Linked DNA regions of Homo sapiens: region 1 is linked to region 2. A link is an interaction called in ENCODE POLR2A ChIA-PET data of the cell type or tissue named here. Cell type or tissue: A673. All regions are shown on one strand. Links, peaks and the distances in the headings refer to the core of each region. The heading gives the core; the rest is flanking DNA.

Region 1 (4,399 bases), core at 310-4,309, 140 kb before region 2:
CTGCAGAGATGAGCAAGGAGCTCTGTTGTCCCAGAATTGAATTATTGACCTAGGATACAGTTGGTCCCAGAGGGAATTGGTGATAAAATGATAAAACTGGGCCAGAGATTGAGCAAGTAGTGAGTGGAGGTACAGAAGCTAATTTCTAAGATCATGGTAGTAGAGATGAAGATATGCTCTTGTATTTTTTCAGTTTGTTACAAAAGAAAAAATAGCAGATATATACATGAGAGAATCTAATTCCTTGTCATTTTTCTCACCATGGTGATTTCATCCCTGGGTTCATAAAGCAATATCGGTAAGAGATTGAAACCAAAGGTCTCCAAACCCTGAAGCTTGTATCAGTCTAATTATGGAAGTATTTAGAGATGTCAGCTTTTGGGATAACCATTCATCATCCTGCCAGCCACCCATTCTGTGCTACAATAATTTTCAAGGCCTTCCTATATACCAAAAACACTGATGGGTGCTAAAGGTATAAAATGAATGTCACTGACTTTGACTCAAGAAATTCACTCTAGACTGGTAACCCAACTAACCCTAATAGAGTAGGTAGTTGCCTGACTCCGGATGTTGGGGGATGAGGAAGATGGACACTTGAATCATGAGGAAAGAGCCTCTAATTGTGCTGGAGTCATGGGTAAGGAATCCTTTGTTTACAACTCCCATGTGGAATATTCCATACACTACATAAGAGTAATTAGCACATGTGTCTTCTATTTCCTGCTGGGTCACATTCTCCTTACAAACCAGGAGGCCACATTCTACTCCTCCATGTCTCGCCTGCATTGCCCCGCACAATGCCCAGCATAGCATCACTAAAATTTCCATTGGAATGACTTCAATTACAGAATGCTTTTGAGAAAAAAAAAAATGAAACTTCAAGTACAAGTGGAACGAAAGAGTAAGCAATGGACAGAGAGGTTAGTCTTTCAAAGATATCAAAGAATTAGGGCCGAATTTTTAGGTTACTGATCTTGCCAAGGAACTGCTGAAGATGAGCCTTTTGCACCCATGTGCTGACTGCCAGATGTTCAAAAATGGTGACCCAACAAAAGAATAAAATGGTCAAATTTGCAATGAGGATTCTTTTTTAAAAAAAAGTAAATTTCCTTCAAACTACTTTTGATATTGTTAAAAGAGGCTCCAAAGACTTACTTTAAAATCATGTTCAAAAACTCCCATATATGAGCAGGTCCAATACCCTGGGCAATCTGACCTATTAAAACACAAAGATTCTCCACTGGCTCATATAACCATGGAACTTTTTTTTCAAATTTATGAATCAAGGCTTTAGTGTGAATAGACAGTGAGGGAATTTTTTCTGAATAGCCTCCCTATAATCATGGTTCATGACATTTTATAATGCAATTATTGTGGGACGTATCATAACATAATTGAGATTCTAGAAATGGGGATGGGAGGGAATAGAAGGGACACAGTTACTCAAGAAAATGCAAATGCCATTTTACTTGCAAATTAAATGTAAAATCTAATGAAGTGGGTGTAGAAATTGATTGAAAAATTAATTGAGAGAAACAAATTTGGAATATGTCTGTAAGGAACATCTGTAAGTAATTCTGCTCTGACACACCTCTTCAGAGAATCAAGTGCTTCCTGTTAGCTAAAACTTGAATGGAAGCCAGGCTAACGATAGATCTTTAGAACGTGTCAAAATAGTCCAATTTATACCCTGAAGCCAATTGGCGAACTCATAGACTTGCCTGGACTTGAACAAGCAACAGGGAATTTTCCAGTGCGAGCTCCAAATCAATATTTAGCCCAGAATTTGTTTGTTTGTTTAACATTTGCCTCCTTTTCTTTCTGTCATTCTCTGTCTCTCATTGATGATAACTTTTAAAAATAAGCTGGACATGTCAAGACATTTTGTCTTTAAATACTTCAGCATGTAGCACCTAAGAAAAAAGGCATTCTCCTTTATAATCACACTATCACAATTAAGAATTAAGCTCCAAGTTTCTACATTCTATTTGCTTGTCATGTCCCTTAAATCTCATTTACTTTAGAACAGCCAGCACAAGCACCACTTTTTTTTTTTTTAAGGTTTCCGGGACACTGACATTGTGATGAGTCCATGTCACTTGACATGTAGAATCCCCTCCCCCCACACCACCACCAATCTGTTTTTGTCTGACTGTGGGTCAGACTTTTGAGAAGTCGATCACACTGGTGTTTTACTATTCATCTGTATCTTTGAATGAGAGATAATTGTTTTTAAAAAAATTAAATGAGTTGGCCTTGTTAGATATTAAAAGTGTCAAAGAGAGGAAGAGGTAAGGAACTGTTGATTTGTTTTAGTGCCAGATTCTTCAGATTAGATTCAGATGGTATATTCATGAGGTGTGTGTGAATCTTGAAATTTCTGAGCATGTTTTTCAATGATTCATCTAGCCTTTGGAGATTTACTCAAAAACTCCCTTTTCTTCCTCCACTGAGAGATTTTTGAACTTGAGAATTTAGAAAGTGATTGTTCATTATCCAAATCCTTTTAGGAGAAAAAAAAAAGAGTGGGTGGCACTCTAAAGGAAGAATTTTAGTTGCTGGGATAAGAGACAAAATTTATGACTTTCCCACTGATTCCTCAGCCAATATTGCCCCTCCCCAGTACCCACTTCTCCAGAGATTAAAACATGCTTGAATTGGAGTAGGCATTTCCTTCCTTCTATTCAGTGCCAGTTCTCAGAGGAAAACATTCATTTTGCTCTTTGATTCCTGTAGCCCAGAGACAGCAATGAAAGGACCTGCTGCTTCCTGGAGTATAAGGATTTCATCTGGGGGGCTGCAGGGCAGGAAAGAGAGTTTAAAGGGTGTGTGCATCAGCGTGGGTGTGAATGATTTCCCCCAGGGCCAGTTAGCTGGCCTGGAGCCCAGAGTATGCCATTCATCCACCTTAAATTGCACCACACAGCAGAGATGGTTGAGGGAGAAGTCACTCAATGGCAGTGCCACTTGCTGCCAGTTTTCATTGTGTCTCTTTGATATGGAATGTCCTAGAAACTGATGCAGTTTTCTACTTCTTCCCAGAGGGGGAGTAAAAGATGCATGGTGTAGTGGGTGAATAAACTGTAAATGAAATAAACCAAAATGAGAATAGTGAAGCCAAGAGTTGAATCTCCTCTCATGGTACTGTGGTCCTACAAATGTAAAGATGCTTGAGTCTTTTGTCGTAAGTCCTATTTCTAAGCAATGAGGAGATGGCAAAAATAAACGATCTCTTGATACAGATATGGAATGTATTCAAATATCTGATGTTCAAAATGTAGACCCAACTTGATCCATTTTGATCTGAGAATGTTTACTTCTACCATTCAGCCTCAGGTTACAAGAAAAATAAACATGAAATCAAGTATGTAAATAAATCTGGCTGTGCTCCTTGCAACTTGAAATCAGTGTCTTTGACTGTTTCTAATTAAGGAAATAAGAGTTGAAAGCACTGGGGTTTTGTGGGGTTTTTGTTGTTGTCATTATTATTTGACACAAAGAGAAAATTTTGATCAGCCCACATGGTGGATTTGTCCAAATGTTGTGGGAAGTCAGGGACCCTGAACAGAGGGACGGGCTGAAGCCATGGCAGAAGAACATAAGTTGTGAAGATTTCATGGACATTTATTAGTTCCCCAAATTAATACTTTTATAATTTCTTACACCTGTCTTTACTGCAATCTCTGAACATAAATTGTGAAGATTTCATGGACATTTTTCACTTCCCCAATCAATTCTCTAATTTCCTATGCCTGTCTTTACTTTAATCTCTTAATCCCATCATCTTCGTAAACTGAGGATGCATGTCACCTCAGGATCCTGTGATGATTGCATTATCTGCACAAATTGCTTGTACAGCATGTGTGTTTGAACAATATGAAATCTGGGCATCCAAAAGGAACAGGATAGCTGTGATTTTCAGGGAACAAGGGAGGTAACCATTGGGCCTGACTGCCTGTGGGGCCAGACAGAACAGAGTCATATTTCTCTTCTTACAAAAGTGAATAGGAGAAATATTGCTGAATTCTTTTTCTCAGCAAGGAACAGCCCTGAGAAAGAGAATGCATTCCCAGGGATAGGTCTCTAAAATGGCCACTCTGGGAGTGTCTGCTTTATGCAGTTGTAGATAAGGAATGAAACACGCCCTAGTCTTCTGCAGCACCCCCAGGCTTGCTAGGATTAGGAAATTCCAGCCTGGTGAATTCTAGTCAGACCGGTTCTCTGCTCTTGAACCTTGTTTCCTGCTAAGATGTTTATCAATGACAATGTGTGCCCAACAGGACATGGACCTTCATTAGCAATTCTAGTTTTGCCCTGACCTTGTGATCTCGCTCTGACCTTCTGCCTTGTGATCTTTTATTGGCCTATGAAGCATGTGATATCTGCGGCCCACACC
Region 2 (4,399 bases), core at 328-4,327:
CTGCGGGGGAGGCCCATGTGACAGTGTAACCGGAGAATGCTTGGAAGAAGGTTTTGAACCCCCTACAGGCATGGACTGCCCAACCATAAGTAAAAATAACAGTACATGATTGACTAACCCCACTTTCTCTAATGTGCTGCAGGTGTGGGATTAAGAAAAGCTATGCAATATCACTCTCTAGAAACTGCTGAGTCCCACCCCTGGACTTAACCCTTTCTGCACCTCAGCAAATGGAGCCTGCACCAAGTACTTGGTGGTCCACTTGATTCCCTAGGGCAAATGGGTGGTTTACATTTGCATAGCTCTATTTTATCCAGTCTTTACATTCAGAATCTTACCTAATGGCTAAAGGCAAAGTCAGAAACACAACTCCCAGTGACAGAGCTCTTTTCAGCTCCTTTTCCTATATCGTCTCTTCAGGTCCCTGAAAATACGACGTACAAACAATTTACAACACCTGGGGAAACTGAGATACCAAGAGATTTAAGTGGCTTCTCCCAAGTTACCTCAAATCTGAAGTGGGAGCAGAAGTAAATATTCAGGCTTTACAAAATGGAACTGCCTTTTATCTCTCCTGGTTTTCTCTGGCTCTCCTGTTAATTAAATCATGAGGAGTTACACTAGGAACAAAACTTTTGGTTTAAAAACTATTTTAATAGTAGGCATCCCCTCCCCCAAACAGATGTATCTTGGTCTCTCAGTCCCTCGGAGCAGACGAGATTAACCTTACCATTGGATTACATCTTAGAAGATGCCATAGGATGTGAGGCACAAGTAATGCCAAGTTTACACCCTGATTGAACAGGTGGCCCCTAGACAAGGCCAATTTAAGAACATCAAGATGCCTGCCTGGTCCTAAGCATCTCCCCCACCAAGCCTGAAGTACTGGCTGGGAATCATTCCCTTGAGAGAGCTTATAAGTAAAACCATGTTAAACTTCAAATAACAAATTAACATATTAACAACCATTAACACGCCAGTCTCCCTTTATCACGTCTCTAGAAGAGAGCACCATCTGAGGGAAAGAGATCGGGAACAGGCACGTTGCAAAAGGTGATCAAGGCAGTTCTGAAACACAGAGTGCCATCCTTGTGAGTGTGTCACAGGAGGGCCCTGGGTTCTGGAGGTGATGACAGTGGTCAGAGGAACTCAAATGTGAAAAGTGAGAAGTGATGAGGAACTGGGACCTGCCTCCCCATGTGCCCACGTTCAGCCTGAACTTTGGTACCCTCATCAGATGTCAGGAAGCGACTCTCGCAGCGATAACCTCAGACCTCCCGGTGCTGAAGTGTTCATCCTGCCAGGAAGTGGGGCTGTGAGGAGGAGCTGTGCCCTCCCTGGGGTGGGGAGAAGGCTGGTGCTAGCCCCTGAATACTGAGAAAAGCTAATAGGAGAGGAGGAGCGTCTAGCCAATAGCCATCTTCACTAGCTAATGCCAAGCAAGATACTAAAGCCTGACAAGAATAGAATTACAGCTCTTCATGAGACAAAAATAAAAATGGTATTAACCAAGGAAATAGAGATTTATGTTCTGCTAAAACGGCCTGCCTTTAGCATGCTTTTGACTTGTGATTCTGAAGAAATGTTTCACCTCCAGGCTGTGATAAGTGCGTCTGGGACCTGACTGATGACCTGCGGTTAGCAGCGCTCTCCATCGAGGAAGGCAAATCCGGGGTGCTGAGCGTATCCTCTGGGGCCGCCGCTCATAGGCACGTGAATGAAATCAACGCCACCATCTACCTCCTCAAAGTACGCAGGAATGTTCTACTTTCCACTCTGTTTTCATCCTGGCTTCACAGGCCCGCAGCTAGTAATTCCTTCTACCCCTTTTTGTATCTGAGTCTCATACCTGTATTACAGGTTGTTAGACCTGTAGGTCTAACATAGAAAACATAAGTAATTTCATAGGAAATTATGAAAAGTTGATTGTAACTATGAGCTTGGGCCAAAACAAGAACTACTGTCTACAAAAGAGGTTATATGGGAAATGAAATGACTAAAAGACTAGTATCTATGCCCAAAACTACTGAGGAAAGAGAAACACTTATTTCCTTGGCGCAGCCATACATTACTTGTTTAAGTCATTACCACAAAAGGTACTGCAAGGCTACCATTTCCTTAGCCTTAATTTGCAAGGTTTTGAGTTTGTCTAGAAGCATCCTTCTTCTTCTCTGTCTCTCCTCACCCCACCACCCACCCACCTTTCCTTCTTATTTACACACATTCTCTCTCATTTTCTCATACTCACAGTCAAACGCAGACATTCACACACACCTTGTTTCTCCTCATAGCTCTACTGGTTAATACCTAGTAAACAAGTTAAAAGCAGCCAACAGATTAAAAAACAAAAACAGTAATACAGTTGGCCCTCCATATCCACAGGTTCCACATCCTCAGATTCAACCAATCACAGATAGAAAATATATTTTATAAAAACAATAAAAAATAATGCAACAATTAAAAAAGAAAAATACAGTGTAACAACTATTTACACAGCATTGACATTGTGTTAGTATTATAAGTGGTATTATAAGTAATCTAGAGATGATTTAAAGTATTCTGGAGGATGTGCATACATTATCTGCAAATACTAGGCCATTTTGTATCAGGAACTGGAGCATCCCCACGGGGTCCTGGGACCAATCTCCCACAACTACCAAGGGATGACTATATAAAGGTCCTTGTATAGCTAAGATTTACAAGTTTTCTTTCCCACTAAATCATGGGCTTCTATCACAACAAAAGGATATTTTTAAAATAATAATCATTAGCTGAGGGAAAATGGAATTCAATACCAGCACATTGTTTTGCTTTGTTAGTCAATTTAGGAAAATGATTGAGAGCATGGACGTTGAAACTAGGTTGCTTGTATTCAAATCCCAGCTCTGACACCCACTAGCTGTGTGACCGTAGGTAAGTTATTTAACCTCTATAATTCCTCAGTTTCCTGAATAATTATTGCCTCTATCTCATGAGCTGTTGAGAGAATTCAGTGAATTGATATATGTACAGAAGTTAGAACAGTACCTGGCATACTAAGTACTCATTGCTTTTTGGAGGTGCAAATGATATCCATAGCAGTTGGCCAAATATGTAAAGTGTAAGCAAAAACAAAAATTGTATTGTAGCCTGGATAGAATCTTGGTGTGAATTTTATTCTAAACTTTGAAATTGTTCTTGTCCAAAATTACCTGTTGGAACACATGAAGACACTACCCCCCAGGGGAGTCACCCAGATCCAGGCCTCCTGAAACCACTCAGATTCTCTTTCCTCAAAGGCACAACTTCAAGACAGGAATCATTATGGCAGACAGGAAGTCAGTGTCAAGATTGAAGGGCTCACTCCCAAGTAATCTCAGTAAAGCCGCATTTAGACCCAACTCCTCGAAAATGAAAAAGGAGAAAGCCAGGGGTCTGAAATAAAGAGACTTGCATTAAAATGAGGAAAGTTAATTTCTATACTCCATTTACATCAATACTGATGGGTTGGTCAGTTCTTCCAGACCTAACAAAATTAAAATTCTAAAGCTCAGACACCCAGGGCCACCACCAGCCTATATTGTACCTTTGTACAAATTAGAAAAAGGAGCCCTTTCCCCATGGTCAACCCAGCCCCTGACCAGCATCCCTGGTCTAGTGAGTGGAGCTTGCAGAATTTTAGCCCCTAAGGGCCTCAGTCCCCTCTGCAGACCCCACCCTTCATATCAGGCTGCAGCAGCCTGCGGACCCCACTATTTTGAGAAAAGAGCCTCACACTCTACTCTGAGTCCTCTTACACTGAAAGAGTTTTATGTACATTTTTTAAAACCTGGTGTGCCCATTGACTATTCTCAAAACACATTCTTCTGCAGACAAAATTGTCAGAAAGAGAAAACCAATACGCCCTAAGAAAGATACAAATCAACAATGCTGAGAACACGATGAAAAGCCTTCTGTCTGACGTAGAGGAATTAGTTGAAAAGGTACGTATGTATGTATTCAGTTTCTGGGACAGCCTTCAAAGAAAGGATTTAGCTGATGTGAGGCTGGCTGGTCACAAACGACTGAGGCTTAACACAGCCCAGAAAAAATGCAGTGACCCATGTGCCTTAAAATAAATCAAGACCAGACCTGTGGAGAAAGTTAACATACTCAGTCTCTACCGTCTCCTCTCGTTTTGATTGTTTTTCTTGAAAAGCTATGTTTGTGGAGAATTTTCTGTGTATTTGCGGTGGGTTGATACGGTTGATTTGTTTAATTAGGATGGTCATTCAGGTGTTTGCCAAGGCATCTTATGACTAAGAGCTACAGAGCATCCAGAATTAAAATTTATTATATAGAATATAAAATTTAAATATTGGTTAAAGTATACATTAAATGATAAATGGAAAGAAAGGGAATTGTCCTGAGAAAGCAATTT

The links. Peaks named below come from ENCODE experiments on the same cell type or tissue, not always from the same donor. Only the 100,000 strongest peaks of a DNase experiment are listed, where the experiment ranks them.
Region 1: POLR2A ChIA-PET joins it to region 2 with 5 read pairs; 2 of 35 experiments call an interaction of 5 or more read pairs at or near these places.

Annotation. Positions count from the first base shown.
Region 1 is chr6:112,328,778-112,333,176 of GRCh38, reverse strand. No RefSeq gene overlaps it. Among named protein-coding and RNA genes, the nearest start is that of RFPL4B, 16 kb to the left of the region's middle. RefSeq lists an enhancer at 3,937-4,399. In A673, for the core only: a CTCF peak has its summit at 3,046; DNase peaks (open chromatin) are centred at 686, 1,666, 2,136 and 2,766; H3K4me3 peaks cover 1,102 bases; H3K27ac peaks cover 1,096 bases.
Region 2 is chr6:112,184,800-112,189,198 of GRCh38, reverse strand. It overlaps LAMA4 (laminin subunit alpha 4), which reads left to right. Exons shown (of 39, transcript NM_001105206.3): 7 at 1-89; 8 at 1,598-1,749; 9 at 3,852-3,962. Among named protein-coding and RNA genes, the nearest start is that of LAMA4-AS1, 50 kb to the left of the region's middle. In A673, for the core only: no CTCF peak of the experiment used is centred there; no DNase peak of the experiment used is centred there.